Linked DNA regions of Homo sapiens: region 2 is linked to region 1. The links are chromatin contacts, found by Hi-C in ENCODE. All regions are on one chromosome and are shown on one strand. The core of a region is the stretch at or near the end of the contact, and the rest is flanking DNA. Distances in the headings are between cores, read along the strand shown.

Region 1 (5,311 bases), core at 1,962-4,461:
AGTCTCATTTTCTCCTCACTCCCCTAAGGACAGTGCACAAATGGGTAAGTGACTTGCCCAGGAGCACATGGTTCACACAAGAGGCCATGCTGGAATATAAGTCCAGCTCTGTCTAGCTCTCAAGCCTGTGCTCTTTCCCCCAGAACCACACTGCTTACCTGGAAGCTCCTCATCTTTATGCCTCTAGGACCTGTGTGCCCAATTTTTAACCCAAATGAGAGGCACAAACAAGGCAAGACCCGGTAGGATCAGACAGCTAGAAAGCAAGCAGCACCAAGCCAAGGGAAATGCCAAAATGCATCCTGTGGGCACAGCCAGAGGGCAGCTCTGTATGACAGGAAATAAGGAGAACCGCAAGGCCATCACCCAGGGACTCCCATCGCAAAAGCACATTCAGCAGCTGTCCCCGGAGGTCCTGGTGCCTAGACAGACATGGGAAGAGCCGTGCGGCCACTCTAACAGCAAGATATTAAAAGGTGCTGCCTGCACCACACTACTGGAAGTGATTCTCTTGCCAACCCACAGTGGTAGGAAGAACAGTGCTACAAACAAAACACTGACTGGAACCCAGAAGGCTTTATTACAGATCTTTTCTTACCCAAATTTCTTGCTTCTAGGTTAGAAATCACCCTACGAAGAAATTAGCCATGTTATTCACAGACAGCATTGCTTTTAAAAAATTTAAAGCCACATCATACAAAGATATCCTCCTTTAAAAATTCATAAAAACCACTGTAGAAACTATTCTCAAGCTGCTGAAAACCTCAAAAACTTTGATCAATGTAGTGAAAGCCACATTAGGCAATTAAAAAATCTCAAAACCCTTTAGTGCCAACAACGGCAATAATTTAGAACAACTGTAGCTCTCAGTTATTGAAAATAATGGGGACAGAAAATAGAACAGAGGTTGGAATGGGGCCTATACTTTTAGTACTCTGAGATGACTCATATATCCAGAAAATAGGCTTTCAAAATAAAAGCAAGCTCACTAGCCCACTGACACTTTAAAAAAAAAAAAAATCAACCTACTATTTGCCTTTCTCTCCTAAAATGCTAATAGGAAATTTCTTTACCAATTATCCATTGTAAACATCTATCCGCAGGTTACAAGTCTATAAGGTTCAACATATAAGCTTTTCCCACCAGAAATTCCAGCACCAAATTCCAGAATAGGGTCCAAGTGGCTGCATTCATGAAGCTGACAATATTATTTTGCTGGGGATATGCAACAAAAGTAAACTACTTCTATAAAAGGTAGCCAACAAAACAAAGTAATTGTAAATGTCAACCATCTTACAGATATGATAACCTCTGCTTTCACTTACTTTACTGCATTATCAAGAATATTCCTCACGTATGCCGCAGACCTTCTTTTTCCTGTTTTCTAGGAGTGAGAACACGTCAGAAATGTGGAAGGTAAAGGTTTTATCGGTGACTTTTCACGTCAAGGATATAATGCAATACAGTTAAGAGCATCAGAGAGAAGAAATATACTTTCCAGGTAATCAGAACACCTAGATTTTTTTTAAAGTTTTAAGAAATATTTTATTCTGAAACAATTACAGATTCACAGGAAACTGCGAGTCAACTATATACTACACACAACAACACTAATCTACATGCAGCGATACTAGAGAGAGATGCAATGTACCCTCCACCCAGTCTCCTCAGTGCTTATATCTTACCTAACTAGAGCACAATATCAAAATCAAAAATTGACATTGGCACAATGTGTGTGTGTCATTCTATGTCATTTTATCATGTTTAGATTCATGTCCCACAATGTACCACCACAATCAACACATAGAAGTCTTCGATCACCCCCAAAGATTTCCCTGGGTCACCCCTGGACAGTGAGTCACGTCCACTATTCTCCCTCCAACTACCCCAACCCCTAATGACCACTAAGTTGGGAACACCTAGATTTTTTAATATCAATTTTTAACTACATAAGTAACCTGAGAACACATCTGAGACATGGATATTAATCATACTTCTACTATGAATGTGCTGTGTGTCCCCTTAAACTTTCTGCTTTTCAGTTTCCTCCCTAGGAGAACAGAGATCATAGAAGCATCTCTGCCCATTGAGATCAGTAATGACAATGATCAAGTCCCTGGCAATTGGGAAGAGTGCTGCACATGGAAGCCAGCCTTATGATTTAAAGGCATCACCTGGATCCAGTCCACTATGCCTCGCTGCTGGCTTTGTTCTCACTGACCCACTCATACCTCTTCAGAGATCAGGTTGTGCCACTCTCTCCTGACCACACTGTTGTTATAGTGGAAGTGTGGCTTGGCGTACTTAACATATTCTAGGTTGGAGTTCAGTTTTTCCCAGTAGCCCTTAAAGCTGAGCACCTGTAGGAGACAAAAACATCAGTGGCCTTCAGAGGCAGGCCCAGTGGCCCAAACCACCCAGTGAGTATTACACAAGCCTTATTTCCCGAGCTCTCAGGGTCCACATTTCTGAGTGAATACTTTGTACAGAAGATGGCATTCTAGACCCAATAGGGATTCTAAAATAGACTTAAAGAATCTTCTTTACCCACTTCATTTTCTGTCTCTTTTTTTTTTTTTTTTTTTTGTCGTTGTTTTTTTAAACCACATAGAGAACTGCTGCTCACTTCCCAAAACCAACAGGACTTCCCCAGATTGAGGCTTAGCAGGGAAACCTGTATTAAACACACTGAGTCATTTCCTCCCTTGAGACCCGTTTTTATGACTTAGGTGGTGTCAACAGTGCCATGTTCACTAAGAGAAAGTTCATTAACATTTGGATAAATGGAGTAGGCGTACTTTCCTGCTAAATTTATTTACTGCCCAGGACATTTTTCAAAACCTAGGAATCAAAAAAAGATAAAATGAACTAATTTTACATTGTCACATACACCAAAACAGAATTAGTCAGCATTCTATCTAGATCTTTGAATTATTGATATAATTGTACTACCCTGAAGCAAGAATGTATCCATTATATTCATTTTTAAATAATAAAATGCAATGTTAATACGTTCTTAGTGTTGACCAGGTGCAGTGGCTCATGCCTGTAATCCCAGCACTTTGGGAGGCTGAGGTGGGCGGATCACGAAGTCAGGAGATCGAGACCACGGTGAAACCCCGTCTCTACCAAAAATACAAAAAATTAGCCAGGTGCAGTGGCGGGCGCTTGTAGTCCCAGCTACTCAGGAGGCTGAGGCAGGAGAGTGGCATGAACCCAGGAAGTGGAGCTAGCAGTGAGCTGAGATCATGCCACTGCACTCCAGCCTGGGTGACAGAGCGAGACTCCGTCTCAAAAAAAATAAAAATAAAAAAATACATTCTTAGTGTTGAAGGATATTCTGACACAACTTGGTTTTAAACCAATAAAGGTAGACTTAGGATACTTTTTGCCAAAATATGTGCATTTACAAATGATTTGACTGGGGCCAGAGATGTAATGTGTGGTCATAAAACTAAGTGAACTATTGCCTGCCAAGGTGACAAGACTTGGCTGAACTGCAAGAAAAATAAGAAAACTTAAAAACAAACAAACAAAAACACCTCAATCAAGAAAAATGCCCTCATGTTAAATTATAGCACATTATTACCATTTTTATTCAAAAGACAGTCATAATTGGTTTGAAATGTGTTTTGGAGTATCAGTAAAGTAAGTAACATAATATTAAAACTTGCTCTTTCAGAAGCCTGAAATGCCCATCCAGCCAACATCCCTTCTCCCAGAGACAGAAAAACTCTTCCCAAGAAAGTCTCATGTCCCGGGGAAAACAGGAATCAAATCCCACTCCTCACTTGACTCACCTCACTCATCTTTTCTTTCCCTTTCCATTTATTTATAATGAACGTACACTTATCCACCCTTTGGGTCTTCTTTGTATTTAAGAAGAAAAAAAAAAAAAAAAAAAGACAAGACAAATCCTGCAGACGTTTGATGGAATTAGGTCCCTGACTGGAAGTCTCTAAAGCTTTCTTGCTGTCCTAATCTGGGCTCAGGCACAGGAGTGCCAAAAGCCAGAAAACTAATTGGTGTTGTGGTGACATCTAGTGTTCAGTTGAGCTATTAATTCCTCCTGCTTGGCCATAAGAGTCCCACCCACGCAGTTCACCCAGACCTTGCCCAGGACAGGATATGGGAGGGGAGAAACTCAGATGCCCTCTAACTGTCATCTGGCCCCATCCCCTCAAGTCAAATGCTATCCTGTTGTTAGAAGTCCCCACTCACTGCAGCTCCTAAGAAAAGATCTCTCCCAAATTACCTTCCTTCTTACTCCATTTAAAAAATCCCTTTCCTCATAACCTTTTGGGGAGGTAGGCACATTTTTCATAGTTTTGTTTTATTTTAAATTAACAAATAATTGTATATATTTATGGGTTGCAATGTGGTGTTTCAATACATGCATACATTGTGGATTTATCAAATCAGGCTAATTAGCATAGCCATCTGTCTGCTAAGAAGAAACAGATCAAACAGAGCTCGCCACATGTCAGTGGACAGGCTTTCCAGGGGCTCCAGCACCCACTGCCTGAATGTAAAATAGAGCATGTGTTTGTATGAGCGCTCTTCTGGGTAGATGGTCTATAGCTTGTACCAGATTTTCAAAGAAATCCATGGCCTAAAATAGACTAGAGTTAGAAGGAAAAAGATCTGAATTTAAAATAAAACAAAAATTAAAATTTACACTTAAGTAAGAAATACTGTTAGCCAAACATCCCAAAAATATTTTCACACGAACTTACATGTTTTTTAGGAGGGGGGTCACTGGCCTAATATAGATATTAGATATATCTATAATATCTTACAGATATTAAGATAATACAGAAAAATCTATATATTTCACTATTTGGTATCCACTAGAGAAGTGATCTAACTTTTTTCAGTTAAGAAATGCGGCCAGGTCATGCCTGTACTCCCAGCATTTTGGAAGGCAGAGGCAGGCGGATCACAAGGTCAAGAGATCAAGACCATCCTGGCCAACATGATGAAACCCCATCTCTACTAAAAATACAAAAATTAGCTGGGCGTGGTCGCATGCACCTGTAGTCCCAGCTACTTGGGAGGCTGAGGCAGGAGAAACACTTGAACCCGGGAGGCGGAGGTTGCAGTGAGCCAAGATGGCGCCACTGCACTCCAGCGTGGCGACAGTGCGAGACTGTCTCCAAAAAAAAAGAAATGCAGAGATTATTCTAAATTGGAAGGTCTATTTGGAAACTTGGAAAACAGAGATGGAACAGGGGAGGGAAATGGATTTGAGTCAGTGAAGGACAAGGAAAGGATATTCCAGGTGGGACTCTTTGGGTGTGAGCAAAGACAC
Region 2 (5,521 bases), core at 663-3,162, 120 kb after region 1:
GGCTTTTAGTATATTCACAGATTTACACATCTACCACCACAATCAATTTTAGAACATTTTCATTACCTGAAAAAGAAGCTCCACTCCTCCCACCATCATTGCAGGCAACTGCTAATCTATTTTCTGTCTTTATAGAGTTACCTATCTGGGCATTTCATATAAACAGAATCACACAACATATGGTCCTTTGTGACTCGCTTCTTTTACTTAACTTGTTTTCAAGGTTCATCCATATTGCAGCATGTATCAGTATTTCATTTCTTTTAATTCGTGAATAGTATTCTATTTTATAGACATACAACATCCATCCATCAGTTGATGGAAATTTAGATTGCTTCTACTCTTTGATTATTATGAATATCACTACTATGAGCATTCATGTATAAACTCTTCTATGGACGTATTTTTTGTTTGTTTGGTTTTGGTTTTGTTTTGAGATGGAGTCTCGCTCTTTCGCCAGGCTAGAGTGCAGTAGTGCGATCTCGGCTCACTGCAACCTCTGTCTCCTGGGTTCAAGTGATTCTCCTGACTCAGCTTCCCAAGTAGCTGGGACTACAGGTGTATGCCACCAGCCTAGCTAATTTTTTTTGTATTTTTAGTAGAGACAGGGTTTCACCATGTTAGCCAGGATGGTCTCGATCTCTTGACCTCATGATCTGCCCGCCATAGCCTCCCAAAGTGCTGGGATTACAGGCATAAGCCACCATGCCCGGCCTGGACATATGTTTTAATTTCTCTTGAGTACACCTAAGAGTAGAATTGCTTGATCATATGGCAACTCTATGCTTAACTATTTGAAGAACTGCCAGACTGTTTTCCAAAGTGGCTGCACCATTTTTCAACCCACCAGCAGTGTATGAGGGTTCCAGTTTCTCCACATTCTCATCAACACTTGTTATAATCTGTCTTTTAAATTATAATACCCCATTCACATTTTACAAAATCTTACGCAGTTCTTCTGGCTCTTTGGACCTGTTCATTGAACTAGTTTCCTAGTTAGAGAAGCCCACTTAGAAAAGGCAAAATACTGAGCACATTCTTGCCTAATGGGCAAGCAGGAAAGAAAAGGCCAGAGCTGGCAAAATGTCTAGGGGAAAAGAGGGGATGAAGAATACATAAAGCAACGCCCAGTCTCCCCGAATATAAACACAAAAGAGGCCTGGCATTGCAGCTGCTTCTACCTGAACTCATTCCAGGAATGACTAGGGCAGGATATGCAGGTAGAAAAGATGAGCAAGAGTTGGAACTTCACTCAAATTAACTGGAGAGGGAATATGGAGCCAAAGTTAAGCTCAAACTATTCTCTCCCCAACTCCTATTTGGTATTTTTTCACCAAAGAGCACATACTGAAACGCTTTGGGGGTCTCTTCTAGCTTTAAAGTTCTATAATTTCATGATTTTCTTCCTGTAAGTATACCTTAAGTTAATTGTGCAGTGTATCCCTTATATAAACAGAAGACTGTCTCAGTAAGATTCCTTTTAAATGTTTTGAATGAATTTTTTAAAATATTTTTACTTTTAATGTTTCCTGAAGCTACACTGTCTATAGCACTGGTATTCCCCAGAAGTCACTAAAAGCTCCTGAAAGTCCAACTGACAGAAAAGATGGATTTGATTAAAAGGAAAAAACACAGAATATAGTCCTTGGAAAGTATGCTGATTTGTTATTTAGCCAGTTAGAGAATTGTGCTGTTTTGCTCTTGGGAATTGTACCATGGAATAAAATAATTCTGTTGAACTGCAATATAATTACAACATCTGAAAATACAGGAAAAGATGAATTAGAAAGATGCAGGATTCAAAATAAGGAGGACCAATTCCAAACAAAATACCAAGCAACCAAATTAGAAGATATTAGAAGGTGTTACACATGCTCTTCCTATTTAACATGGAAGGAAACTGCAAGTAGTATTGCACTAATAAGGCACTTCCTCGTCCCTAAAGTTACTAGTTCTTCAATTCAACAGATATTTTTGTGCACCCACTATAAGCCGGGAACTTTGCTTGTCTCTGAGGCTGCCAAAATAAATAAGACAGCCTCTGCCAGAGAAGAGCAACAGAGGGCTCACCCTCTGCTAGGCAAATGAAAACTTGTTATTCAGCTGCAATACCCTGAGATCATTCCACAGCTGTGAGAGGAAAGAATGAGAGTTGAAATTGTGAAAAGAAATGATCTACAGTTGCCTAAGCTGGGGGTGAGAGGAGAACCTGGAGAGGGGTGGCAAGGGAATTGGAGGGAGAGGACCTGATTCATGAACTCCACCTTGTAAAGAACTAGCAGGATTTCACCAAGCAGAGACGGGCAACAGGCATTTGTGGAAAGTACTGTAGTGTCACAGCAAAGGTTTTGGAGATTTATAAGTTTTCACCATATCAAACTATCAATAGTCAACAATTTTTTGGCCTAGAAAAATATATATTCATATGGTCCAATCGAAAACAAAATAATCCCCTTGAGTGTCCCAAATGAATGTTTAGAAACTGTAGGAGAATTAGTTAGAAAAGTAGTTTGAGTCAGAGTTGGAAGAGCTTTGAACTGAAGTAGTTTCAGCTTTATTCTATAGGTGATGGAAAAGGCAATTCATAAAATAACTTTGAACAAATAACCAATAAACGTATGTTTAAATGTTTAAATAATTTCAAGTTTAAAGAAAACTATGTATCATTTTCAGTGCCACAAAGGAAAACAATTTAATGTTAACATTCAATGTCAATAAGGACTCAGGAAAACAGGATGTTTCCCTCCGTGGCTGGGTGTGTAAATTGGAATAAACTTTCAGGAAGGCGATTTGAATACACCGTGACCTAGCATTCCACTTTGAAGACTTTATCCCAAGGAAAAACTCATGGATATTAAAAACAAACAAAACAACTTGGAGGCCGAGGTGGGTGGATCGCTTGAGGCCAGGAGTTCAAGACCAGCCTGCCCAAAATGGCAAAACCCTATCACTACTAAAAGTACAAAAGTTAGCCGGGTGTGGTGGCATGCACCTGTAGTCTCAGCTACTCGGGAGGCTGTGGCAGAAGACTTGCTTGAATCCGGGAAGCAGAGGTTGCAGTGAGCTGAAATCACACCATTGCACTCCAGCCTGAGCGACAGAGCAAGACTCCATCTCAAAAAAAAAAAAAGTTTAGCCACCAGGATTTCCTTGATGTTCTACAGTAGAGAGTTGTGTAAATAAAACATGAATCATCCTTATAATTGAACATTACACAGCTACTTTAAATGCTTAAATAAATATTTAATGACATGGAAATGCTCAAGAAATTTTGTTACATGAAAAAATTAGGTTGCAAAACAGTACGCGTATCAGTCAAGGCTCTTAAGAACTAGATCAGACTGACTAGGTTTGAGTTTCAGAGCTACCAGTTATAGTCATTGGACCTTGGACAAGTAACCTAACCTCCCTGTAACTGTTTTGTCTATAAAATGGGGATAACACCAGTCCGTAACTCATTAGAGTTTTGTAAAAGATTAAATGAGTTAATACACATAAAGTCCTTAGAAATTTGCCCGGCACATAGTAAGCACTACCTAAGAGTCAGTTATTGTTAATATCATTAGTATTTGTTACCTGTGTATGAAGTCAACTTTGAAGCTAATTTAAGAAACAAAGGTGGGAAGAGAACTATCCAGGCAAGAACCATACCCAAAGCCTTCTGCAGAGCTGGTCCATGAAGTCACCACTCCAGCTGCCAAGCACTGACCCCATGGCTTGCACTGCCAAGTCTTTGGGAGCTGGACCCTGCATATTGCCTCAGAACAGCTGTGTCTGCTGCCACTGGGAACCAGATGCAGCTGCTATTGCTGCTGTGGCCCTGGCCAGAGCGGATTCTGCATCATCCCTGATGCTCTGAGTCACCAGCCCCGAACCAAAGTCAACAGAGGATTCATCTGCTTGGCTGCACCAAGTCCCCAAAAGCAGCTAAAGAGGTTGAGAAAAAAACAGCATTGGGTGTTTTTATTCTATAGAAAAGGCAAATTTTGGCCGGACATAGTGGTTCATGCCTGAAATCCTAGCACATTGGGAGGCTGAGGCAGGCTTGAGCTCAGGAGTTCAAGACAGCCTGGGCAACATGGCGAAACTCTAAAATATACAAAAATTATATATTTTACAAAATACAAAAATTGGCTGGGCGCGGTGGCTCATGCCTGTAATCCCAGCACTTTGGGAGGCCAAAGTGGGCAGATCATGAGGTCAAGAGATTGAGACCATCCTGGCCAACATGGTGAAACCTCGTCTCTACTAAAAATACAAAAATTAGCAGGGTGTGGTGGGGCGTGCCTGTAATCCCAGCTACCCAGGAGGCTGAGGCAGGAGAATCGCTCGAACCCAGGAGACGGAGGTTGCAGTGAGCCAAGATCACGGGCCACTTCACTCCAGTGCAGATGACAGTGCGAGACTTGGTCTCAATAAATAAATAAATAAATAAATAAATAAATAAATATTAGCTGGGCGTGCTGATATACACATGTAGTCTCAAGCTACTCAGGAGGCTGAGGTGGGGAATTGCTTGAGCCTGGGAGGTTGAGGCTGCAGTGAACCATGATTGCACCATTGCACACCAGCCTGGGAAACAGAGTGAGACCCTCTCTTTAAAAAAAAAAAAAGAAAGAAAGAAAAGGTAGATTTTACTTTATAAGATGGGGGAGTCAACAAACTTAGAAAGCAAATTTATACATTAGGTAATTTAAAGAAGATAAAGGATCCTTTTTGGTTTTAAAAATACAGATACAACATGAATGTGTATTTTCACTCAAATAAAGAAAGGAGTAAAAGGATACACATCAAACTGTTCATGATTGATTCTGAATTGACCATTATGGCTGATTTGAGTGTTTCATCTTCTGTCTATAACTTTCCAAATCTTTTGTGACATAGAAAAAAACAAGACTGAGCAATATCAGATCTCTATTCTTGAAAGAATTGAGTCTTTCTTAGATATAGCTATGGAATAGAAAGTGGAAGACTAGGTTCAGATGGACATCATTATCTTAGAGCAGGACCTTGCTACTCCAAGTGTAGTCAATGGACCAGAAACATTAGCTTGATACAGAAACATATTAGAAATACAGAATCTCAGGCCCCGTCCCAAATCTAATGAAAGCAAAAAAGGAAATGAATCAGCTGATATTCGAGAAGTATAAGCAACAAGGCTTGACAATATGAAGAAACTCATAAAAGATTACAAGCCTTAAAAACATTTCCAAATTTAGAAGTAAGCAGGGTCATTAACAGAAACGAATTACTGGAACAGGAGCCAGTTTTTTGTTGTTGTTTTTGAGACAAGGTCTCAGTCTATCTCCCAGTCTTGAGTGTCGTGGCATGATCACAGCTCACTGCAGCCTCAACCTCCTGGACTCAAGTGACCCTCCCACCTCAGCCTCCCAAGTAGCTGAGACCACAGGCACACACCACCACGCCCAGCTAATTTTTCAATTTTTTGTAGAGACGGGGTCTCCCTTTATTGCCCAGGCTGGTCTTGAACTCCTGAGCTCAAATGATTCTCCCAAAGCGC

Evidence for each region. A loop is a pair of places that touch in the nucleus more often than their neighbours do. Pooled maps may share reads with other maps.
Region 2: a loop to region 1 is called in a pooled map, with 2.3 times the contacts of the local background. The contact joins two enhancer-like sites. A Hi-C loop is called at or near these places in 1 of 168 maps with a recorded cell type or tissue (Caco-2), 3 of 37 single-sample maps with no recorded cell type and 6 of 50 pooled maps.

Annotation. Positions count from the first base shown.
Region 1 is chr7:77,328,008-77,333,318 of GRCh38, forward strand. GSAP (gamma-secretase activating protein) reads right to left here. Exons shown (of 31, transcript NM_017439.4): 20 at 2,232-2,360; 21 at 1,326-1,384; 22 at 599-630. Among named protein-coding and RNA genes, the nearest start is that of CCDC146-AS1, 82 kb to the left of the region's middle. Within about 2 kb of position 3,212, at least 10 of the 41 ENCODE cell types and tissues checked have a DNase peak (open chromatin) inside an H3K27ac peak, as active enhancers do.
Region 2 is chr7:77,451,724-77,457,244 of GRCh38, forward strand. No RefSeq gene overlaps it. Among named protein-coding and RNA genes, the nearest start is that of GSAP, 38 kb to the left of the region's middle. Within about 2 kb of position 1,913, at least 3 of the 41 ENCODE cell types and tissues checked have a DNase peak (open chromatin) inside an H3K27ac peak, as active enhancers do.